6 separate regions of the Mus musculus genome follow, and all the other regions are linked to region 4. The links are chromatin loops, found by intact Hi-C in ENCODE. Cell type or tissue: heart. All regions are shown on one strand. Region 1 overlaps Atp8b4 (ATPase, class I, type 8B, member 4). Region 2 overlaps Gm26697 (a long non-coding RNA gene). Region 3 holds the start of Cops2 (COP9 signalosome subunit 2). Region 4 overlaps Shc4 (SHC (Src homology 2 domain containing) family, member 4). Region 5 overlaps Cops2 (COP9 signalosome subunit 2). Region 6 has its middle 8.0 kb from the start of Shc4.

Evidence for each region. A loop is a pair of places that touch in the nucleus more often than their neighbours do. Peaks named below come from ENCODE experiments on the same cell type or tissue, not always from the same donor. Only the 100,000 strongest peaks of a DNase experiment are listed, where the experiment ranks them.
Region 1: it touches region 4 in a loop (6-fold over the local background); 7 of 42 quality-filtered maps call a loop at or near these places.
Region 2: it touches region 4 in a loop (26-fold over the local background); 18 of 42 quality-filtered maps call a loop at or near these places.
Region 3: it touches region 4 in a loop (2.1-fold over the local background); 7 of 42 quality-filtered maps call a loop at or near these places.
Region 5: a loop joins it to region 4, with 2.7 times the contacts of the local background. A loop is called at or near these places in 7 of 42 quality-filtered maps.
Region 6: it touches region 4 in a loop (5-fold over the local background); 33 of 42 quality-filtered maps call a loop at or near these places.

Annotation. Positions count from the first base shown.
Region 1 is chr2:126,361,366-126,365,365 of GRCm38, reverse strand. Atp8b4 (ATPase, class I, type 8B, member 4) reads left to right here. Exons shown (of 28, transcript NM_001080944.3): 21 at 3,463-3,610. Among named protein-coding and RNA genes, the nearest start is that of Atp8b4, 130 kb to the left of the region's middle. In heart, a CTCF peak has its summit at 2,156 (motif pointing right); DNase peaks (open chromatin) are centred at 1,685 and 2,055; H3K27ac peaks cover 740 bases.
Region 2 is chr2:126,518,600-126,522,599 of GRCm38, reverse strand. It overlaps Gm26697 (a long non-coding RNA gene), which reads left to right. Exons shown (of 4, transcript XR_866700.3): 4 at 506-1,399. Among named protein-coding and RNA genes, the nearest start is that of Gm26697, 25 kb to the left of the region's middle. In heart, a CTCF peak has its summit at 1,531 (motif pointing right); no DNase peak of the experiment used is centred here.
Region 3 is chr2:125,856,381-125,860,380 of GRCm38, reverse strand. It overlaps Cops2 (COP9 signalosome subunit 2), which reads left to right and starts at 1,299. Exons shown (of 13, transcript NM_009939.3): 1 at 1,299-1,445. The coding sequence starts at 1,392. It also overlaps a transcript of Galk2 not described here. In heart, a CTCF peak has its summit at 2,458 (motif pointing right); a DNase peak (open chromatin) is centred at 1,320; H3K4me3 peaks cover 2,229 bases; H3K27ac peaks cover 1,436 bases.
Region 4 is chr2:125,658,114-125,662,113 of GRCm38, reverse strand. The region is part of intron 6 of Shc4 (SHC (Src homology 2 domain containing) family, member 4); the gene reads left to right. Among named protein-coding and RNA genes, the nearest start is that of Eid1, 13 kb to the left of the region's middle. In heart, a CTCF peak has its summit at 1,945 (motif pointing left); no DNase peak of the experiment used is centred here; H3K4me3 peaks cover 1,148 bases; H3K27ac peaks cover 1,410 bases.
Region 5 is chr2:125,830,100-125,834,099 of GRCm38, reverse strand. Cops2 (COP9 signalosome subunit 2) reads left to right here. Exons shown (of 13, transcript NM_009939.3): 12 at 318-376; 13 at 1,763-3,798. The coding sequence ends at 1,907. Among named protein-coding and RNA genes, the nearest start is that of Cops2, 27 kb to the left of the region's middle. In heart, no CTCF peak of the experiment used is centred here; no DNase peak of the experiment used is centred here.
Region 6 is chr2:125,730,164-125,734,163 of GRCm38, reverse strand. No RefSeq gene overlaps it. Among named protein-coding and RNA genes, the nearest start is that of Shc4, 8.0 kb to the right of the region's middle. In heart, a CTCF peak has its summit at 2,312; a DNase peak (open chromatin) is centred at 2,263; H3K4me3 peaks cover 883 bases; H3K27ac peaks cover 1,222 bases.

The sequences.
Region 1 (4,000 bases), 700 kb before region 4:
TGCCCACAGGTTTAAGTTAAGCCCTATGTTGGCCACAGGCCCACAGGTCTACAGTCATCCCTGTGTTAGTCTCATGCCCACAGGTCTACAATTAAGTCCTGCCAGTTTCTGAGGTTATTTCATGGATTCTGTCATTTTAACAGAGCATGTATCTTCTGCTGCAAGGAAAATAGACAATGAGGTTTTGATCAGTCAGACAAGATAACGCATCCAGTGTTTCATTTCTGAGCCACCATGTTTTGTTCTCAGAAAAATTCATTAAATGACCCAGCTGCCTCCAAGTACCCACGCAGAGACACTAGGACTCTATAGCCCCTCTCTAAGCAGTAAAATCTTTAATCACTGGTACCTCTTGTAAATGGCTCTTGGGGCAGGTACTGAAAATTAGCTGTGTGATGTAGGCTGTTTATAAGATATTGGCCAGTTAGGAGTCCTTTCGTGGAGCAGAACATAACACTGACTGTGATATCATAGAGTCATTAATGACAGTAGCGACCAAATAGGTTTGAATGCTCAAGTTCTGTTATCCCGAGTAAACTGTTTTAGTAGGTCAGGTTTCTTCTCATAAATTGTAACACTCTAAAGCATTACATTTTGACTTCTGATGTGCATTTTGGTGCACACAGTTCCCTGTTTTCAGGGGGTTGATCGCTCTCTGAGCCGGTCCCCGATTTCTGATCGACGATAAAGGATCGACGTCTTTAACAGTCTGTGGGGCAATGAACTGGAAGCTTGAACTAAAAAGTTCACTCACTTCCTTTCTTCCTCACTCTCTGAAGGGCGGTGCTGTCTCCTTCATTACTCTCTGGTGGCATATCTTACTCCAACCTAGAGATAGCCTGTGGCTGGCTGTATATGTAAAGCCATTTGTTTTGATAACCAAGAACTAGGAATTTGGAGTCCTGGATCTGCCCCGGACTAATCAAGTGGCCTAAAGTCAGATAGCTAATCTGTCAGAGGCAGACCCAAGTTTCCAAGGAACAAGCAAGCTCAAAGCTCTGGCCTTTTACCAAAGTCCAAATTATTTTCCTTTAAACATAATGTCATAATTTAAATCTATTTCCTAACAGATCTCTTTTACTTCCTGCATCTAGAGTGCCAGGAAAGGACTGAGGAAAATGGCTCATCCCTCGCACCCCCTCTCTCCTTTGCAGGCTGAATGCATGGCTGAGCACAGCGCTCCCTCCCTCCGCTGTAGTGTGTTCAGATGGTATGGGCTGTGAGTGCTCTAGTCAACTCAACCCTGCCTATGGTTCTGCATTACAGCATTGTACTAAACTGCCCTCATTACAAAGCCTAGAAGGCAGAGCCCTTCTTTTCACATCTGTTTGTATTCTGAGGTCCAGTAGAATGTCGGATGCCCACACACTGTCCATCTTCACCGAAAGGTACTATGTGTAGCTTTCTTCCTTCCTGATGAATTGCATTTGCAAGAACCAGCTTGTGTTTGGAGAGCTGAGTTCCAGGAAGTAAGAGAAAGGACAGCTATGAACACCCACCCAGGTCTTACAGTGCACTCATTCCAGTCTGGCAGGGAGTGAAGGCCTTGGAGGGTGGGGGGAGCATTAGCAATTTTAGCAGAGCATAAAAATTGTTCTTTTTCTGCCTGGAAAGGGACTTGTGTCACATGTTAGGGAGACATTGTTGGGGAAAGCTCCTAAATAAGTAGAATTTCAGCCAGTGTGTTCATGAACTTCACCCTCCCTTGGAATGTTTTCGTTTTGCAAGGGGGAAATAGAGGTTGAGTCATTTACACAGCAAATGGGAGCCTCACCAAACAGGAAACCCTGGGAGATGTTTTTTTTTTGCTTCAGTGCCTTCTCAAAGCCCAGTTTATGAGATCTGCAGTGCCGTCAGAGACACACATTCATGTCTGGTATCATTTCTCCCATTCATCAGATGGCGCTGCCAGTTTTCATGACCATGATGAGCGTTCATTGGGTTGCTTATCTACCGAGGACATTGGAGCCTTCTGCTTGCAACAGTAATCCTCTGTGCCTGCTCTGTCTCCTTCCCCACAGTGCATTTCAAACAGCCTTCTAACCTTACACATCCTTTTGTTTGTTTCTGCAAACTGCCTGCTAACTGTCTGATATCATCCTTGGAACCAAGGCTGAGTGACAAGTCTAAGTGCAGGCACGATTTTGGTCCCGGACAGCAGAGGGCAGTGTTGAGCCAGGAAACAAGGTGACCTGCCTTTGCTTCTGGGTCTGCTTTTGTAGTTCATACATAAACTCTTGGTGATGCATTTTTATATGCATCACTGTATGTTAAATAACTCAAAAGCTGAAGGCATAATGCTTGTTTTAATATGACCATTCTCTCCCATCAGAGGATCTTCAGCATAAACTCATTGTAATAAATGCTTTCCACACTGGGCAGGACATCAAGAAGACAGTTCATTTTGCCATAAGTCGAAACATCTGCTAACCTATTCTTCACTTTCTGTTTTCTTCTGGAATTCATCTATACATGTAGTGGTATATTCACATGCAGGGGCTGGCTTGGGCATCCTTCTGCAGGGGACATCTGCCGGTATTCCTATGATGGAAGCTACTGTGGTCATGCCAACAGACCTGTTATTTATAACCTGGTCACCCACAGGTCTTCTGGGTGGGAATTTACCTTCCTATTAAAGACATTATCACATTTTTTAGGAGAACAGTAGAATGCCAGTTCTAATGGGCTTATGTCATCATATAAGCTACTGATTAGGTCTTTAGCATTGCGAGGAATTTCTATTTGTAAAAACCCCATGTTTGGAGTTTGGAGTTTCTCACAAGGTCATTGTTATCATTTAAACTTATGAGGATTTTATTTTTACTTAAAATATTTTTCTTTTATTTTATAATAATAAATGGCATCATGAATCTCTTTCAAAGTTAAACAAAATGTGTTTATAAGTGGACTATTGTTTTCAGCCAGGTTATATAATGATGAGCGCATGCGCGCGCGCGCGCGCGCGCACACACACACACACACACACACACACACACACACACACACACACGTATGTACGTACGTCAGGAAGAAAGGGAGAGGGAAAAATGGAGAAAAGGAAAGAGAGAGGGAAGGAGGGGAGTGCTCTGTAATGAGAAGGTTTCATTCATCGCCTTTAGTTTTTGTTTAGCATATTGAAAAACACCGTTTTTCCAGAGAGTGGTTCTTTATACACCAAAGCTATCAAGATTCCTTGGTTAAAGCCAGTTTTTAGGTAGTGTAAAATGTTTGAGGTAGTTCTGTTTTCTCTGTGTTTAGCTGCCTAGTTCCTTGTGCTCCCCCAGCCCCTGCAGGATTGACATGCACTGCTGTCTGGCCTTCCCTCTGCTTGGTGGCCTAATACCTGGGCCTTACGCTGAAGAGTGGTAGCATGAGTTCATTTCCAGGCCGGCCTCTTGGTTCAGTTATAGACAAGCTCTGTGTGCTTTGTTATGCCTTTTTTTAATTCTCTTATTCTTTAAGGAAAGCAAAGGAAAATTTGCTTGGACAAAGCACGAGTTTTTCCAATGGACATGCAGTTTATGACAACAAGCAGCGGTTGGGGTTGGACGCGGGTGCAGGAGAGGCTGTGACAGGAGAATATGCCTTAGTCATAAATGGCCACAGTTTGGTGAGTTTGCCCGAGGCTGTTCTTCTCTTTTTCTTTACTCCAGCAATCATCTCTTTTGTGCTGCCTTAATGAGAGTCTCCTTTGTGTTTTTCAAACAAATGTCACTACAAGAGATAGGGCGTGCACAGGATTTCCTGTTTGCAGAAGGAAAGACTTCCAGTGTGCCTTTCAGACATCATTGTTTGAAGGATCGCACTGGATGTGAGGCTCTGGAGAAACAGTTCGCAGGGAGTCTATGAGTTCTGCCTAAACGGTTACTTCCGTTGCTTCGCAGAACGGTTTAAACGCTTTTGGAAGACGGTGGGGGATGGCGCAGATCAGTTTTTCAGTTACCGTTCTTGCGAAGGTTTGTGATTTGCGAGTCATAACCTGACCTTCACAGAATTACCA
Region 2 (4,000 bases), 860 kb before region 4:
CTTTTAAGATATGCACAGGACTCCCAAAACAATACAGATTATCAGTGATGCCTCCAGGGCCTGAGGGTAGGCCTTTACTGCTGAAGACGTTAGTTACATCCGTAGGACATAGGACAAGCATGCTTTGAGCTGGATCTAACTGAAAGCCTCCTTCCTGTAACCTGGCTTGCATAGCACCAGAAGTTCTTTTGTGAGCGGCCAAGGGAAGGAAACAATTAGTCCTACCACCCCGCCGTGATGATGCGGAAGGAGCCTGGAAAATAGCCAGCATGACAAGCTAGGTATAAGGGAGCAATAAGGGCACTCACACGTTGGTGGCAACCAACAGCTGCCTAATAGGACTTTATGCCGACTTGACAGGAAGGAAATCATGTCTGGTACTGGAACTAGGCCAGGTTCCTGGGGCTAGTGAGGTCACGGACTTTAGAAGAGAATCTAGTACCACCAGTTTACTAGACCAGCATAATTCCTAACTATGTTTTAAATGTTATCTTTGTGCCCACAGATAAGCGCCTTCCAATCCTATTCAAAGAAGCTTCTCTTTACACCAATGCGGACCGTTACAGAGCACCACAGCTGGACATAAGAGGGAGACAATGGTTCCCGGGAACCCGAGTGCCCGTGGGCAGAGCATCATCACAGCTCCTGCATCTCTGGCCCAGGAAACACAGAGGAAGAGGTGGTGGGAAGACTACCAGGAAGTCTGCCATGAGACTGTCTCTCATAGAAATGGCTGCACAAACAGGACCAGAACAACGGGCAGTATCAGGTGAAATGGTAACGTGGAAGCCGGTAATCTCATGCCGTTCATTTCCTAGGCAAAGACCCACAGACAATAATTGCTAAGAGAGTGAAAATTAGCTTCTCCCTGAGACGATCCCCCGGAGATAGCCACCCCGAAGTCACACCCTCACAATCAACACACACAGCCGCAGCAGACTGTACTTACATATCTGCATGTCTCAATAGTCATCAAAGAAAAAGAGGCTGTCCATTTGAGAGCAAGGGAGGGGACAGTGAAAGGGTTGGAGGCAGGGGACGCGGGAGGGGTTGGAGAGAGGTTAGGAAAAGCAGGGAGTGATGCAATTACCCTTTGATTAAAATGGATTAAACTTAATATAGTAAAGTAATTCTACCCTCTGCCTGTCAGGGCACACTGTGTACCTTTTCCTGAAACTCACCAAACCCATTCGTTTCTGCATAAACGTCTTATATTTCCTCTTTGCAAGAACAATCACTTAAGCACATTTTATTATTTTTTTCTCATTTTTATTTTGTTGTGCAAAAAAATATTTTCATTCTGAATTCCTTTTATTTGTGTTTCTAACAACCAGTTTTGGCTGGATAGGAATGTTTGTTGGTTTTTTGATGAGAGAATAAAGTTAAAAATTTCAAAGTAGCCTCCAATGACTGATAAAATTTTTTTCCATTTTTTTTGTTTTGCATATACTACATCAAAAAGGAGGGAAAATATATAAGAAAGAAAAAGAAGGAAAAAGTCTGAAGCACGTTAGCCTTAAGCTGCATTTATTCCTATAGTCCACTAGATGGCAGTAACACTCCGATAATAGCGTTCCTGTGGGTCTGAAAAAACCGTGTGCCCGATGATCTGCTTGGAAAGATACAGCATAATTGGGACAGTATTCCTCCAGGCAGAAATCTTCTAAAAACATGTACTCGTCAGTGGTAAAGATTTAACTGTAAATTATTTTCATTCCCCAGTAACCTATTATTATAGTTAAAAAAAAGATTGCCGATGAATAAATTTATTATTGATTTGTGATTGATAGACTTTTAAATCTGGTAAGATGCTACCAACAGCAGAAGTTACAGAATAAGATTCACCAAGACACCCTTTTATACTTAAGATCTCAGTTAAAATATCTTATCTTCTCATTTTTACTTCAACAATAATCCTGTTATTGAAAACTAGTGGAAGGGGGCTGGAGAGATGCTTTAGCGGTTAAGAGCACTGACTGTTCTTCCAGAAGTCCTGAGTTCAATTCCCAGCAACCACATGGTGGCTCACAACCATCTGTAATTGGATCTGATGCCCTCTTCTGGTGTTTCTGAAGACAGCAACAGTGTACCCACATATATAAAATAAATACATCTAAAAAAAATCATTCCAACTGAAACCACAGTTGCACAACCTCTTCGCTGCCTCTTGTGGCCCTGCTAGACACAGGTCCCAAGGCCTTCTGTCCGCAAGCTCACGTCAGCAACAAGCAGGACCCACAATTCATCTTGCCTCATAAATGGCTTTTCTGAGGTTCCAGGGAGCCACTTACTGCCTGCAAGTTTCATGACACCCTAGGTCCCCTGTTCTTCATCCTGAAATTTTGTGCAGTGCCTTGTGTCACCTGCTTGGGTTCCCTGGGATGAGATGGGATGGGACATTTAGAACCCCAACCGGAAGAAATGCCAACACGGTTCCAAGAGACGACTTAAGATACACCATTTATTAGCACACGTGATGTGTTCGGAACCTTGTTTCCTTGGGTGTGAGTGAGGGCAGTCCTGGAAGGCTGCCAGGAGTGAGTGAGGGCAGTCCTGGAAGGCTGCCAGGAGTGAGTGAGCTTTGGAGGTAGAGCAGAAGATGTGGTGGTTGGAAAGATTGAACACCACTGATAGGACGAGAGCCGAAACAGCTCGCAACATTTGGGTATTCTCTGGGGCAATATCACCCATCTGAGGGCAAGTACTAAAATTATAGTTAAATAGCAAAGATGGATGTGTGTATTATGTCTTAAAAATCAACCCAATTTTGCTGAATGTGAAAAACCCGATTTCAACCCCCAAATTAGAAAATGTTCAGCGAAAGAATGGTTGTCTCATTGAGATCTATAGAATGTGGAGTTAGGCAAGTGTTTGGTGTGAGTGACTACACTGATTTAGTTGTTTGGTGTCTCTATTTATGAGTTCACTATAATAGTTATTATTTTCCTTTTCTTGAAAATATATTTTTTCTGACATAATATATTGTGATTATGGTCTCCCCTCTGTTTATTCCTCCCGGTTCCTTCCCACCTCCTCTCCAATCCATATTCATAAATTTATTTTCTTTTGGCTTCCTTTGTATACTTAGGACTCAATTTAATCTGACTCTTGACTCTCTGGTTTTCATCCATTTGTACCAATGACAATGGTGATGGTAACGGGAAATTCAGGAAGACTCTGGTGTTTTCCATGCTCGGATGAATAGTAAATAGAATGCAAAAAAATGAAACCACAACACACATAAGACAACCCTCCTAAGAGATAACACTGTTAGACTAGACTCATTAAACTTTCCATGAAACAAAAAACCTTAGCGTAACTGAAAGCCGTGTGGAGAGGAATTATCATCTACTCAATGAGATTAAAATCACGACAGCACTCACATTCTTTTCTTGGTTTTCTTAGTCCACTCCTAGGAGTGAAGATACAGGAAGATAGCAGGACATAGAGATGTATGGGCCCATGCCAGTAATTCTCTTTCTCTTATGACCATTAAACATATGTATATATCACTAGCTCTGGAATGTATATTTTTGCTTCAGACATGAAGCTCAACGGTATGGATCCTGTTAACTATCTAATAAGTCTTAGATGCCTTATAGAAATGTCAAAAGTCGTAGCATAAAACCCATCATTCTTTCTATCCCATGGCCACCATTCTTTCAGTCTTCCTAGCAAATTAAATAACAGAACGCATGCTAGGCATGGTGGGGCACACTTAACCCCAGCACTCAGAAAGCAGAGGCAGGCAGATCTCAGGCCAGCCTTATCTGCAGAGTGAGTTTCATTCCAGCCAGAGTGAGTCTCTCTCTCTCTCTCTCTCTCATATGTATTGTATATATGATATATATGAAAAATGTATCTTTAGCACATATACAATTTATTCTATACATGGAAATGCAGACTCATATTAGGTCATATCTTTAGACCTTGTCCTTGCCTGAGCTCCCAGCTGTCTGATTCGGTATGAAATGCCCTTCCAAAGACTCATATAGTATCA
Region 3 (4,000 bases), 200 kb before region 4:
GATGTTTCCTTGAATGGTTACTTCTTTAAGCCATCTGAAATTCCTTCTTCTAATATTTTCCTAAGTAACAATTAGGTGTTAGGCTAGAGGGATAGCCCAGCAATAGAACATTTACCTAACACACACAAGGCTAAGTTCTTCCCCCAGCTCAAAACATAAAAAAAGAAAAAAAAATCAATGTTAATGATATACAATGCAAAATCGTTTGAAGACTTATTTTTTAACATTCTGAATGTACAGCTATAAATTGTGTTCACAGTGTTTTCAATATAAAAATAATACAATCGTTGACCTTAACGTCTTCTGACAAGATTTTTAGAACCAAGCAATTTCTGGCTTAGAAACAAAACCAAAAGTATCCTGTTCTCCAGTGGATTCAGAGAAAAGCTGGTAATGACATCAGGTACAACTTCAGAAGTCACTGGAGCACAGCCAAGCGGGGTCTGTAAGGATTCAACCCGAAGGTGTGAATGTTAATGCTGAACTGTGCTCAACATCAGCTGTGCATGATGAAGATAAAATCAGGTAATTTTGTTTGATTTGGTTTTGTTTTTTTGTTTTTACCTTTGGTAATTTGGGCATGTTTAATTCATCTGTATAGATAACAATTGGGCCTAAATTCTAACCTATATCTACTTTATAACTTTATAGCATTTGTGTACAGAATTTGGAAGGTTTCTCCAAAAAGGGGGATTGCCTTATTTCCACATTTTTCTTCACTCTGAACTCTAATGGTTTTCTGCGACAATGCATTTTTAAAAAATCTGTCACCAACTGTTACTTTCATTTCATCCTAAAAGCAGTTAATGCACGTTTGTGATTCATTAAATAATTGAACAATTGATTAGTGCATATCCAAACCGGGATATCCACAGAACTGTTTTTGTTAACTACAAACATAACTTTACTAGACAATTGTGTTGCTGTAAATACACCACTGTAAAAACACCACTACAGGGTGTTGAAAGAAAACACATAGATAACAATGGTAGAGGCACGCTACCTTTCAGATAGGTCGGGCATGTTTCATTAGAAACAGACGGTTCCAGAGTCCCAGGCAAGGAAGGAGACAGTTCCCTCACCTAGGACGCTGGATACAGCTAGAAGGTTTTCGAAGCCCCTCAGATAGGACCCGCAACGCCCGATTTCGTAGTTGCTACGCTTAGTTGCTAAGACACAAACTGTCGCTCAGGAAGAGCCGGCTGTGCCCTCCCTTTGGGAGCCGTAGTAAATCATCTCAGGGTCGAGCGCTTTAGTTCCGGAATGAGCTTTATCTTCTCCTGGAGAGACCGGAAGACGAGGAGACTCGGGAGTGACGCTTCTGGGCCGCGGAGCACTGTGGGAGGAGGCTGTCTCTAATTTCTCCTCTCCCCCTCCCCCCTCCGGCCAAGATGTCTGACATGGAGGATGATTTCATGTGCGATGATGAGGAGGACTACGACCTGGTGAGGCGCAGGGAGCGGGCGGGGGCTGGAAGTGGGATGTGGCGGTGGTGCCAAGGCCGAGAGGCTGCAGCTCCCTCCCGGGGCTCGTCGGCCCGGTTCCGCCCTGCCCAGGGACAGGTTTCCCTCCTCGCCTGGCGTCGCGGGCCTGTGGGGCCTGGGAAGAGAGGGAGAGAGGCGGCGGGGCCGCCCTGGACGCTGGGCCCAGGGATAGCGCGGGTGACTGGCCGCGGCCGGTTCTCGGCGCCTCTCTGCCCGCCACCGAGCCTCCACGGCCCGGCGCTTAGGTCTGGGCCCTAGGGGGCCCATCTCTTCTCCACTCTGGACCTGAGCCGGTGCCAGATGCTGGAAGAGTGAAAACTGGAAGAGGGGGGTGGTCCATCCTGCTCCCAGACCTGACTGCGAAACTCGGGAGTCTCCCCCAAAACAGCCTAAGAGTCTCGCCCAGGGTCAGTTTGGGTCCCAGGTTAAGGCTCAGAGCAAGAGTAGGAGGAGTAGTTAAACGACTCGTCCCGTCCTCTAAAACATGACAAGCTCCGAAGAAAGATTTGCTTTTTGTTTGGTTGGACTGGGGAAAGGTAGGGGTTAAGGGAATTGGAACCAATGATCTTTTTCCTTGATTTAAGAAATTTCCCAGCATCCGTGTTTGAATCATCAATGGCATAAAAGTAAACAAACTTGCCTAGTTTGATTGGTGATTTCTTTTCCATTTAAGGTTTAATTGTGAATGGATTTACAGGTTTTAAACTGTACCCCATGATTTATGTTGATAGTCCAAAACGCATGCCTGTGTAAGAACTAAGAAAATTATCTTGATCCCAAAATTAGTGTCAGTTTTGTTTCTTAATTGGGAAGCAATTGTTCGGTTTTTAGAAAAATCCGATGATAGTGCAAGCTGTGGTGTACATGCTTGGAGAAGTCTGGGTCGTCTTTTTTCTTTTCTTTTCTTTTCTTTTTTTAATTTTGAGGTTTATTTATTTTATGTATATGAGTACACTGTCTTCAGGCACACCAGAAGAGGGCACCAGATCCCATTACAGATGATTGTGAGCCACATGTGGTTGCTGGGAATTGAACTCAGGACCTCTGGAAGAGCAGTCAGTGCTCTCAACCTCTGAGCCATCTCTCCAGGCCCTCTTTTCTTTTAAGTGTCACATTCTCAAAGCATTAATATTTTTATTTTGAGGTAATGGTGTAACATCTTTGTATAGATGAATCTGTAAATCATTTGCAATTTTTAAAAAAGGTTTTCATTTTACAGAAAGACATATTTTGCAGAAGGAAGTGCTGTGACTGGAGAGTCATAGTAGATGCTTGGTGATTTCAATACAGAATTTTGTTATTTATTCAATCACAAGGTAGTTGTAAACAGATACTAAACTCTTGTTTTGCTTTTGTTTCCATTACAAGTAGTTTTTAAATTGTCAGATATTTCTTTTGAATGTTTGTAATTTTAGCTGGTAGTGTTTTTAAAATTTTCACTTACCTCCTTTCCTAATAGTCTATGAAATACATGAACTTTTAGATAAATGAATATTAGCACTGGGATTAACTTAAAAGTACAGTGTAGGAATGAAAATGAGAATCTTTGAAATATTCTGTTAGACTTTACTCATTTGTGGACGTTTGTTGCTTTGTTTTGAGGCAGGGTCTCACTGTGTAGCCAAGGCTGGTTTGGCGCTCAGTGTGTTTCCTAGGTGTTGGGAGTAAAGGCATGCATCAGCACACCCTGCTTTGGAAGCTTTCTAATTAGACATACAGTGTTTGAACATGACTGCTTTCCCAGCATTTTTATGTCTATACTAAATGTATCCTAAATAAAGTTGAATATGCAGTTGTTTCAGCTTTAAAAAAAAAAAAAACTTAGAGTTAAGATTTTACTGTTGCAAAACTAATGAAATTTTTATTTTCTTCTCTGGGCATTATGTGAAATTAAATAGCTCTTCTCATCCATTTTTCATGTAGATACTATTCTAGATTCCCAGCTATATGTCAAGTAGTGAAAGGTGTTATATCTCTTTTACTAACAGTTAAAATTTTTGGCACGTGATGTCTTTCTGGTAACTGATGCCCATGTCCTGCGTGTTTGAAAGGATGAGGGTGGCTGTCATTCCATAGCTGCTAGAGATGGGTTTCTTTTATTTGAGTAATTATTTTGCCTGGATCTTTATCTGTTTCTTTTTATAGAAAGTCTACAAGGTTGACATCCTGTTTTAAGGAGGTTTCTCATTCTTTTTACCTTTTGAAACTTTACTTTTTGCCCAGGCTGCCCTGAACTTCTAGAATAGTAAGGATAATAGGCCTGGAATACCAGGCCACGCTAGTGTTTTTGTTTTGTTCTGTTTTTTTTTTTTTTTAAATGTGGTTGTTAGACGTTTAGTTATCACTTCATTTAAAATATTGCATGAGAGGTGGGGCTCATTCACTTGGTAGAGTGCTGGCCTCACATTCCAAAAGCCCTGGGCTCGGTCTTTAGCACTGAAGAACTGGATGTGGCAGCGTCCTGTATCACTTCAGGTCGAGAGAGGACGAAGCATCAGAAGCTCAAGGCCATTCTT
Region 4 (4,000 bases):
ATCTGTGTACTGTGGCCCAGGTGATTTTTGAGGCGGGGATTTACACAGAAAAAAGCAAAACAAAACTGGAAAGGCCTATGCCAAACTGCTAATAGCAACTGTTTCCGCATGGTGGAATTTGGGGTGATTTTAACTTTCTCTTGGTCTTTTTTATTTTCTTCAATTCTAATAATGAGTATTTGTTATATATTTTCAAATGTTCTCAATTCCTGAATAAAAAATAGTGGAATGAGAAGGTGACAGAACATTGCCTAGTGAGTTAGGATTCTCCTTAGGGAGACCCGCTCTGTCCAAGTGTCACAGGGGACTGGGATTTCCTTTTAGAGGTCCTTGGTCAATAATAAGATAACCTTAAAATGGACTCTGAAGGAAATTCAAAGTCCATTTTATTACAGTTTGAGGAAAAAAACCCACAGGACAGATAGGCTGGAAATCATGGCAGGGGCTTTGGAGAGGAGGTAGGAAGATCAGGGGAGTCGGCCAGGCCTTTGAATTAGGGTCAGGTATGGGAGTCTGGAAGCCACTATAGAAGTGGGATTATGTAGTCTTCACAGAAAACAGTGACTAGGCAAAAATCTTAAGATTTTGGTTGGTATTCAGTGGAGAGATAGAAAGCTGGGGTGGCAGTGGGGTTAGGCTTTATGGTTAGAACTGTAAAGTTCAGAAAGCTTGGCACTGGAGATCTGCAAACAACCGCACAGATGGAGGGGCTTCCGGGTGCTACAAGTAGAGGGACTGCCAGGGGCAACCAGGGGTGACCTCCTGACCGGGAGATTGATGGGCCTGGTTGGGTTCAGTAGTTTACAGTGTTCTAATCATTGAGGTGTGTGGAAATACTATCCATTCCTCAGACCAGCAGGAAGCGTCTTTGCCTTCATCAGCCTCAGTAAAATCCAGTACTCCAACCTTTTCACTTGGTGAATGGGAGGTGAGGCCCCAAACTGACCATGAGCTAGGCATCTGCCCTTAATGCCCTCCGAGCCTGCTACTGTGGGTCTGGAGCCTGATGCCAGCCAGGAACGGGTCTGGGGGATGGGAGACGGGAAGATAGCTAGAGGCGAGGAGACGGAGAGAGGGAAGCAGAAGAAGTGGAGTAGGACCATCAGCAGAGGAGTCCACAACGGAAGGGGCTGAGGCTTGCAGAGAGGGGAGAAGTCCCAGGACACGCGGCGTGGCAGCGTGAGGAGGAGGTCCGGTGAGAGCGACCTTCTTAGGAGGAACAGCACTTTTTCCTGGAGAGGACACCGGGATAGTCTCACGCTGGAATAGTAGGAGAGTGAAGGAAAGAAAACACCTTCAGTTCAGCAGAGAGCCCACAGACTAGGTGACTTCAGAAAGGCAGGAGCCAGACGGCAAGGGTGAGGAGGAAAACTCGACTGGCAGGAAGTGGAGGTGGGCACAGGAGACCAGGCTTCCTGCTAATAATCCTCCATGTGTCACCCCTCCCCCATCGTCCCTCTGCTGTATACCTGGTTCAACGTTTCCATCCAGATCCAGCTGGTATTACGTTTTCCTAACTTGGCTACGGCCCTGTTATGAACTCATCAGTTTATGAAACGCTTTCTTTGTAGAGAAGGCAAGTTAAAAATGTCAGTGTTAGGTCCAGCCTTCTCCTGTAGCTGTCGTGAGGAAGCCCATGCTGTCTTCAGCTTTCCAATGCTGTGGCAGGCTAAGGAGGTTTTCATACCGTATCTGAACTTAGTCTGAGAAAAGACCCCGGTTTACCTGGACTGTTTATGTATAGGAAAGCCATGAGCTGAATATTAAAAGAGAATTGTAAAACCAACGCCCCTGCCAATGAAAAGCAACCTAAACGAATCTGCTAACTTACATTTGTATTTATGCTTGTAAAGTACACAGGCTGCTGTCTGTGAATCTACTGTTCTTGGAGTCTGATGCTTCGGGAGGCATCTACTCCATTTGCGTCCCACAGCACCATCTGGTGGATGATCTGAGACACTGACCTTTATTTCAAGAACTAATTCTAGACAAATGTTGATCTTTACGGAAAAATGAACAATCTGAGAGTGGTGGTGTATGCCTTTAATATCAGTACTCAGGAGACAGAGGCAGGTGGATCTCTGTCAGTTCAAAGCCAGCCTGGTCTATAGAGAGAGTTCCAGGCCAGCCAGGGGTATATAGTGAGTACCTAGAGGAGGTGTGCACTGGGGGTGGGTTTTGAGGTTTCAAAAATGCTCGTTTCATTCTCAGTCAGCTCTCTGTGCCTCACAATGCTTGTAGATCAAGATGTAAGCTGTAAGCTAACTGTGTCATCGCTATGCCTGCCTGTCTGCTTGCTGCCATGCTCCTAGCTATGATGGTCATAGACTCACCATCTCAGAAACTCAAAGGAACAAAACTCTTTAAAAGGCCTTCTACTGGCTAAGAGTAATATTCATTCTTTTGTGTAATATTACCCTTAGGATCCCTAGTGAAGGGACATGCTAAGATTCCTATGATTTTTACTGATGCTCATAGGTAGAACTGGGAGCTTGGGAAAGAAACCAGGTGTGTGCACTGATTCCAGATGTAGACATCAGAGCTCAGGCTGCCATGGCTGTTTTCATGTCACCAAGAATCCCTTGGGAACACGGGATTTCTTATGTATCCGTCTTTTCCCCTTTGCCTGTTAGCGGCAGGTAGGGCAGCTCCGACCAGGAATTCTAGCATTTTGTATATGATTCATGGCAGGTTCCTATGTTGCTTCCCTGTGATCATGTGAACAAACTAAGAGTTCAAAGAGTAGCACTGTCAAAATAGGGGTGTTTGCTAAGAGGAGGTGGGGTGTGGCACGGGCCTAGGGCAGCCTGCCACATTAATGGAGAGAGACAGGAGCCCATGGTGTTTGTTTGTTTGTTTGTTTTTTCTTTTTTCTGTTTATTTTTTCCCTTTTCTACTTTCTGTTCCATCTTCTTTAAAAAAAAAAAAAAAGCCAGCAACAGGGTAATTGAAGCAAAGCAGAAAATTATTTGGAGAACTGCCTATGGACAGACAAAACCAAAACCTTCTAGGCATTCAATCCAGAGAAGTTGCAGAGAAGCTGAAGCGCTTTAGAGTGTGCTCAAGTGGTGGTGGTCGGGCTTAGTGCTTCTGTGTGCCCAGCCTGCTTGTCCTGCTCCTCAGAGGGTTTAAGTTAGTATGAAGAAAAAAAAATACCAGACTTTCTCTAAAGGAGACAGACAGCCTATCCTGCTGTCCTCATAAGTGAAGACCTGGCCGTAGTTACTGTTATAGAACTGTGATGAAACCCCATGGCCAAGGCAACTTGTAAGGAAGGGGGATTTAGTTTCAGAGAGTGAGTCCATGAGCATCATGGCAGGGAGCAGGCAGGCACTGGGCCTGAGCAGTAGGCCAAGGGCTCACATTCTGATCCACAACACAAGGCAGAGAACGCTAACTAGGAATAGCATGGGCTTTTGAAACCTCAAAGTCACCCCCAGTGACACACCTCCTTCAACAAGGCCACGCCTCCTAATCCTTCCCCAAAAGTTCCAACAACTTGGGACCTCATTCAGGTTTCTGAGCCCATGGGGAGGGGTGGACATTCCTCTTCAAGCCACCACAAGTAGCCCATCCAGGACTACACAGATGGTGGCACAGATGGTGGAATTTGAACTCAGCTCTGGATCTTTTTCACAGAGTTCTTCTTGTCTCCCATCCTCTTACCTCTTTCACAGGAAATCAGTGTTGTATGTTTTCTTATTTATGCTGGAGTTTCCAGCCCCCCCCCCCCGTCTTCCTGATTTTTATTTCTTTCAACACGAAGGAAAAAAATTACAGCCATTTTGGTTCTATTTTGCAATCACTCTCATTTTGATTTTGTTTTTTTTAATTGAGCCACATATGTATGAAATTAGAAATGAACAAACAAGAAACCCTCAACTATAATGACATCTCTGTATAATGTGGTACAACTTATCTTGCTCCATCTGAGGAACATTTCTTACAGGCCCAGAGTGGTGGCTCAGTGGGTAGGGATACTTACTATCAAGCCTGAGTT
Region 5 (4,000 bases), 170 kb before region 4:
AACTTATTGAAACCCTGTCTTAAACATGACAAGAGGGTTGGGATATAGCTGGGTGGTATAATATATGCACAAGACCCTAGGTTCAGTGCCCAGGATCAACAGAAAAAAATTCTCTGCACAGATGGGGTTGTAGGTTAGTAAGAGAGCGCTTGCCAAGTGTATGGGACCCTGGGTTAAATTGCCATTGTAGTAAAGAAGGGGGAAAAATGAAATCTCCTTTATTAATGTTTTCATTCAGTGATATTAAAGCCAAACATAATCATGAAATCTTTTGAAATGTTAATTAGTAGAATTATATAATGAACTCTTTGTTGCAGGAGCTAAACATAGACGTAGCTGATGTGGAGAGCTTGCTGGTGCAGTGCATACTGGATAAGTAAGTACTCTGCAGCTTTTTTTTAAATTACTGTGTGTCTTGTATTTGTATAGAAGAGCAGGTTCCTGTGGAGGCCAGAAGAGGGTATTAGATCCCCTACAGCTGGAGTTACATATGGTTCTGAGCCACTAAACATGAGTATTGGGACTAAACTCAGGTCCTCTAGAAAAGCAGCAAGTGCTCTTATACACTTGCCACTCTTTCCAGTGTCCTTGGCGACTTTTTAAAGTTGCAAGATGTTGGTTACTGTCTTTTTCTGTTGGTGTGATAAAACACCAAGAAATGATTTAATTAGGCTATGGTTTCAGAGAGTAAAGTGTCCATGATAGTGGAGAAAAGACAAAGCTGAAGAGCTCACATTTTGATTGGCAAGTAGGAGGCAGAGGGAGAGACATTGGGAATGGCTCTAGTCTTTTGAAACCCAAAGCCCATCCCTGTGGCACTTCCTAATCCTTCCCAACAGTTCCTCCAACTGGGCACTAAGGGTTCAATGTATGAGCCCGTGGAGAAAGTATGGACAGTGATGGCAAGGGTAGCATAGCAGCTCAACTGTGGGATTTCCTAATAGAAGACATACAGTGACTCTTTCTTTTGTAAGTGAATAAGCACACTGAACACATGACCTCTAGAAAGATTCTAAGTTATTTTTCAGACAGGTTTCTCATTCTTTTTATGACTTACATACTACTAAGAACTTACCTACTGGCCTGTGACATGGCTTAGCAAGTTAAAGCACTCTACATAAGCCTGACAGTCTGAAAAAGGAGCCAGTTCCCAAAAGTTGTGCTCTCCCTCCCACATGTGCTGCGCATGCACACACCTGTTAGACAGGCGACACGGTGATCATTTCCTGATAGTCTGTCTCTGTGTCTTTCTTTCTTTTTTTTTTTTTCTTTTTTTAAGATATGGTCTCACTGTGTAGCTCTGACTGGCCTGGGATTTACTGTGTAGACCAGGCTGTCCACATCTATCTCTCAAGTGCTGGCATTAAAGATGAGTACCCCCATGTCCAGCCTATAAGGCGTAAGCACCATCTGTCGCAAAACAGTTTTGGTGTTAATAGCAGTTTGCTTTGAAAGCATTACAGGTGTCATTACCTTTCATAATGTAGGTATCTTGTGAAAAGTGGCAGCTGAGCTGAGATCTGGTGTCTTAAAAATAGAATAAGGCAATAAATGTTACAACTAACACCAAATTCACTTGTTAGAAGTAGGCAAAGCAGGTTTGGGTTTTGTTTTGTTTTTTGTTTTTATGTTGGTGTTTTGTCTGGCTTTAGGGTGTGTGTGTGCGTGTGTGTGTGTGTGTGTGTGTGTGTGTGTGATGTGGTTTTCTATGAATGTGCTTAGCAGAGATAACTGGAGACCTTGCTTTCTTACTTGGTTCCAGCACTATTCATGGCCGAATTGATCAAGTCAACCAGCTCCTTGAACTGGATCATCAGAAGAGGGGTGGTGCCCGATACACTGCGCTAGATAAATGGACCAACCAACTAAATTCTCTGAACCAGGCTGTGGTCAGTAAACTGGCTTAACGGAGACCGAGCTTTGCGGACATGCTTAAGGCAACAGTGCAGAGATGTGACCCTTGAGGACTGGAAAGACAAAGCTCCAGTGGGTTGGTGTGTCCTGAAAGGGATGGAGTTATGGCAGAAGTGCTTTTGTGATCAACTGGTTTGTGGTTTGCTGCTGCATTTATCCCAAGAAAACAGCTTTAATCTCCAGAAGAAAACCAAAACACCATGGGATTTATGCTGTGTTGACATCTTGCCCTAAACATACAACACCATAGTAATTTGTCATGGGCGACATGATCAGAGAGAAGATTTTTGTCATGATTTTAAAAACACTGACACGCTACTGTTGGTTAAATTTAAACATGTTGTACCTGCAGAAATTCTCTCACAAATAACCTGCAATAACTTGAAATTCATACCCTTTTGAACACTTCCTTTTCTCATGTATAAATGAAAATGTTTGCTGCATTTTGCAAAATGTCAATTCTCCAAAACTGTGTCCGTCTATTTCTGTTCTTGCAGCTAGTAAAGGTTAGACAACCCGAATTCTCAGTGGCACGCTGTCACCTAGGGCTCAAGCAGCAAAATAAACAGTGCAGCTCAGAAATTATAGCTTGGTTCTTGATGTGTTTTTATTACATTCGGGGTTGCTCTTTTGTTTTTAGTATCTTAAAGATTTCAGGTTATTTTGTCTTCAGTTAAGATTTAAAAGCCTGAGAGCAAATAGTTAAAGCTAGTTATTTGCTTCCAGGTTTTTAAAATTAAAGTTCATTGATAGAGTAAGAACTCCTTTCTAACAGAGCCCTTACATAGAACTTGTTTTGACAGTGATACTTTAAAGGATTATGATGCTTTTTTTTTTAAAGACTGGTAATTTCTTTTTAAAAGAATACGTGTTAACTCTCAGAATGTCACTTTAGACAAATATGCCAGAATCTAGACAGCGAAGTGAATGTTACCTGCATAGTGACCATGCTGAAAGGTTATTTTCTAATGCCAGCAACAACCATTGCCCGAAGCCTCTTGGGTTTGCTCTTGGAGAATTACAGTCAAAGTTAATTTAGGTAACTCACTACTAACTTCATGTTTACACCTTGTTTGAAAAGATTATTAACAAGCTTGTCTGTCTTTACCCTAATTTGGCCCCAAATACCAGTTTCAAAGAAATACCTAAATTTAGATAATGTAGAAAGTATGCATCTGGCTTTGAAAGCAATCCCCAAATAATTTTCAAGTATTTTGTGCAGTGGCAGAATAGTTAGGAATGAACTATGGCCTTCGATGGTGGCAGAACTCAGCCCATTTGAATGTATTGAGTTTTGGATGTATTTGTTTCTTTTTTTAAGTTCACATTATCATATAGTGTCAAAAGAAGGAACTAAGATTAACATAATGTGCTTGGTTTTCTATTGCTCATTATTATGTAAACAGTTGAGTGGCAGTGCAGAAGGAAGACTGTGTGACTGAAGAGTGGCAACCAAGAATTTTGATCATTAAATCAGATTTTATAAACAGTAGAAAGAGCATGGACTTAAAACAAGGCATGCTTATTTGGTTTTGTCAAAATTTTACGAAAATATGTGATATATATTTATACTAAAACTATATAATCCTTAGATTTAGGAAAGCAGTCAGTTAATGTCTAGCAGAATAAAGCAGTATTAAATACAGATATACGTTGAAAATTGTAGAAAACCGAAAGAAGACGAAAGACAAAATGTCAATGGTAGGGAATAAAAAGTTTAAGATATTATAAAAGTATGTGTATTTTCTTCTATTCTACATAAATCATTTGTGAAAAGTGTGTTCACGTTTTTTACAGGAGTGATATCAATTAGGATTTATTTTTCCAATACAATTTGGAGACCCTTTGTTACCCAAATAAAAATGACAAGTTTCTGTGCCTGTATCAGGTGTGTGCATGTGATAATCAGAACTCAAAGGGTCTCAGCTGTGTGTCCCATCCAGCTCCTGTTAAGTGCTGGTTCTGTGCTGTCTTAAGTTTGTAGAAGGCAGTGTGCTTGTTACCCTGTGGGAAACTAGGCCAACTGCGTAGTGAAACTGTACGACAGGACCTGCTTCCTGTGTTAGTCTCACAGCATGGCTAACAG
Region 6 (4,000 bases), 72 kb before region 4:
CAGTAAAGAACATCCCTCCATGGCCTCTGCATCAGCTCCTGCTTCCTGACCTGCTTAAATTCCAGTCCTGACTTCCTTTAGTGATGAACAGCAGTTTGGAGGTGTAAGTTAAATAAACCCTTTCCTCCCTAACTTGCTTCTTGGTCATGATGTTTGTGTAGGAATAGAAACCCTAAGACACCCCCAAAACAATTACATAACCCAGCATCATCAAATGTCACTGAGCCCAGATCACCAGTACAAATGTAATAATAATGAGTGTATTTGAAACATTGGTAGGATTACTGAAATAAAGATTCTGGGAGTTGAAATGAGTGCTGATTACCAACAGATGTGCTCAGCAGAGGGTCAGTGCGAACCGTCACACTATGTGGAGCACTGTGTTCATGAAGAACAATACAATGAGGAATGGGCTCAGTGACTTAAGCTGTCTCTCCATCATTCTCTCAGCTTAGACCTTTCTCCATGACTGACTTGGAAGCCCTCTGATAATTTAGTTTTTTTTTATCAGCCTTTAATGACTATTAGATATTATAGTTACATGGCAGTGGCTGACCTATTGTGTCTCTTTACAATAGCCCATGTCCTTCAGTGTCGGGGAAGCCAGTGTTCAGGTGTAAAAACATCTGAAGTCTTGGCTCTGCCATTTTTAGACAGTGGACCTTGATTAAATAACAGGACTGTTTATTTTTCTCCAGTAATTTGTGTATTTCCCTTACATCCCAATCACAGCCCCTCCCTATTCTCCACCCAGTCTCACCCTTACAAGTCCCTTTCCCCATTTGCTCCCTCCCCTTCTCAGAGAACCTTCCATGTGTACCTCCCCACTCTGGGGCATCTAGTTCCAGCAGGACTAGGTGTATCTTCTTCCACTGAGGCCCAACCAGGCAGTCCAGGCATGGGGGAGGGGATCCAATGGCAGGCAACAGAGATGGAGACCACCCCCCACCCCACCCCCCATTTCTTACATGAAGAGGAAGCTGCACATTTGCTACAAATGGATAAGGGATCTAGGTCCAGCTCCTGCATGCTCCTTGGTTGGTTGTCCACTCTCTGTGAGCCTTCATGGTCCCTGGTTAGTTGACTCCGTAGGTCTTCTGTGGTGATCTGGACTCCTCCAGCTTGTTCAGTTCTACCCACCACTTTTCCACAGGACTTTCCAAGCTCTGCCTGATGTTTGGCTGTGGGTCTCTGTCTCAATCCGCAGCTGGATGACACCTCTCTCAGGAGAGAGACAGTTATGCTAGGATAGGCTCCTTCAAGTCGGGCAGTCATTGTTGGCTGTTGATGAATGAGTGGATGTGGAGATGCCCCATCGTAGGGTTAGAAAATGGATGTGCATTTTAGTGTGTGGGTGTGTGTTGGGGGGAGGAGGGGTTCATATTACTTATCCCAACTTCTCATTCTGCTGCAAGCTACTGGGGTGACTTGGTGCATTCAGGCAGAAGTGTTTGCCCTAGTCCAGGAGACTATGCAAAGACCAAATGTAAGGATGGTGCCTTTACCTTTGTCCCATTGGCCTCTCCCTACTGGCCAAAGGGGTGCAGCCATTAGGTCAGCCTAAAATTGCGGCTTTGGTAGAAAGAGACAGTAGACACAAGTGAATGGCTGGCTAGTTTAGAGTCTGCTGGGGATAACCGAGCCCATCTCCGGATTTCCGCCACTTCCCAACGAGGGTGAATTCTTATTGCTGCGTGTGTATCTCGTGTGCTTGGGCCCCTTCCGGACCACGGGTTCCCATCCTTTGATCTGGCTTTCACTCACTGGGAGCCCTGGCCAAAGGACGTGCCTTCTACACAACTGACCACTGTCGCAGCGACCAGGCAAGCACATTTCTATTTTCATCTCAATTCCCAGCATCTTGGGAAAGAACTTGGCTACTTCTCTGGACCAGACCCCTGCGGAGGGAGGAGAGCCTGCAGGCTCCTTCTGTAACCTTTCTTTGACTTAGACTCAGAAGACAAAGGTGATCTTGAGTGCTGCGGAGACACAGCTTCCCTTTATGCTACTACCAGGCCCCGGAGCCGACTGCTCACCAGTACTGAGGCCCCTTTGTCCTGGTGGGGGACTGTGGCCTCCCTCCCCGATCCCCTCCTCGCCAGTCGCTGTGCCTGGAGAAGCCTTTGGACTTGCCCGGCGCACACTGGCTCTTTCTTCTCGGCTCCTGCAGCTTCGGTGCAGCGCGCCTGGTCGCCTGGCCCGCCGGCTCAATCCGTGCAAAAGCTCAGGACGGCTCCTCCCCTGCCAGCCCCAGCTTCTGCCCGAGCTAAGGCCAAGGCCAATGGCAGCCCAGAACTGTAGTTCCCGCTGCCGTCCCCAGGGGTCGCAGCGATGCACCAGGAGGAGGCTTTCGCACCTAAGTAAGCAACCAGCTTCTAGGAAGTTATCCCAAGAAACAGGGATTAAGAGAGAGGGATATCATCTAAATCTTCTTGTAAAAACATCCAGACTGGCAGAAACGACGGAAGCCAGGGAGACGCTCATAAAGGTTATCTTGAACCCTTGGCTGGCATTTTAGATATTACAGTCAATCTCCGTGTAAACCTCTGTGGTAAATTATGGTGCATTTGCGCAGTGGCAGCAGATAGCCATTAAAATAACTCATCTGCAAGTGCATGAGAATTATGGGGATTTCGCCAAACGAAATGGGTAGAAAATTGTTTCTCTGTATAGCCCTGGCTGTCCTGGAACTCACTCTGTAGACCAGGCTGGACTCAAACTCAGAAATCCGCCTGCCTCTGCCTACCAAGTGCTGGGATTAAAGGCATGCGCCACCACGCGCGACTTGTTGTTATTATTAGGGAAAGAAAAAACTATGGTTACGTGTGAGGGAGAATGTGGAGATAGATGTGCTTTGCGTGAGACTAAAATGTCATCAAGGACTGTGTCTAAATTGGCATGTGGGTGAATTTAATTTTCATCTGTTTTGTTTTCGTGCCCGTCAATAAGGTACTTGTATGTAAATGAAAGGGGGGCTTACGGTGTGAAGTCAGAGAGCTGAAAGGGCTCATGGGATTCTAACAGCGGCTGGTGGAGGTCAGCCTCAGAACAGTGCTTACACGTGGCTGAGTCACCATGCCTGAGCATTTGCACTTCCACCAGGTCTGCCTTTTTCTCTGGGCCCTGCACTGCCTCTGCAAGCTGCAGGCCCCGTCCCTGTCACCTATTCTGAGGCTCCTCCAGCCACACCTCATCCCAGGCCTCTGTCTAGTGGAGGGAGTGGAAAACACAGAAAAGGCCTTGTAGAATGGATCCCTCCCCCTGAAGTTCTCTGGCCTAGGCCGGCAGCACTAAGGGGCCTCTCTAACTCTCTCTCTCACCTAGAAGCCCACTTTAGGGGAGGTAATGTGGCAGGCCTTAGCTGGAGGAACTCACAGTTCCCCTCTCAGCCTCCTGAGTGCGAGGTTACAGGCATTTGCCCATCGTGGGGTTCTTCTTTTCACCTTGATCTGATTTGTTGGAGAATGAGAAGAGAACCAAATTTCCAACCCAGGCTGGGCCTCCTCCTCCTCCTCTTTCCTCTTCTTTCTTCTTCTAATATCAGGTGGAACTGTTCCTTTCTTTCTGATACAACACAAAACTTCATCCTGTTGGCATTCAAACTCAAATCAAAAAACCTGTCACAAATTTAACCGCTTAGCTAACACAATTCACCAGTTTTTCCTAGGTTAGTCTGTTCTCTGTCCATTGTAGATTCTCATATTGCATGGGCGGCATCTAGTCACCTTATCCCAAGGTCTTCAAAATTCCCTGCTTATTATTCCGCTGAATCAAAGTCTAGCATCTCATCTAAGTCATCTGCTCAGTTTCCCCAAATCTCATTAAGCCATCTAAACTAGGAATGACTGAGAAGGAGCTACCCTGGGACAAAGTAGTCTCTATTTGTGGACCCGAGAAAGCGAAGAAACAAATTGCTTGCTCTTAAAATATCACAGTGGAGTAGGCATGGAAGAGCCACTAGCTACAATCCAGCTTTGAGAAAGAAGAAAGTTAGAAGCAA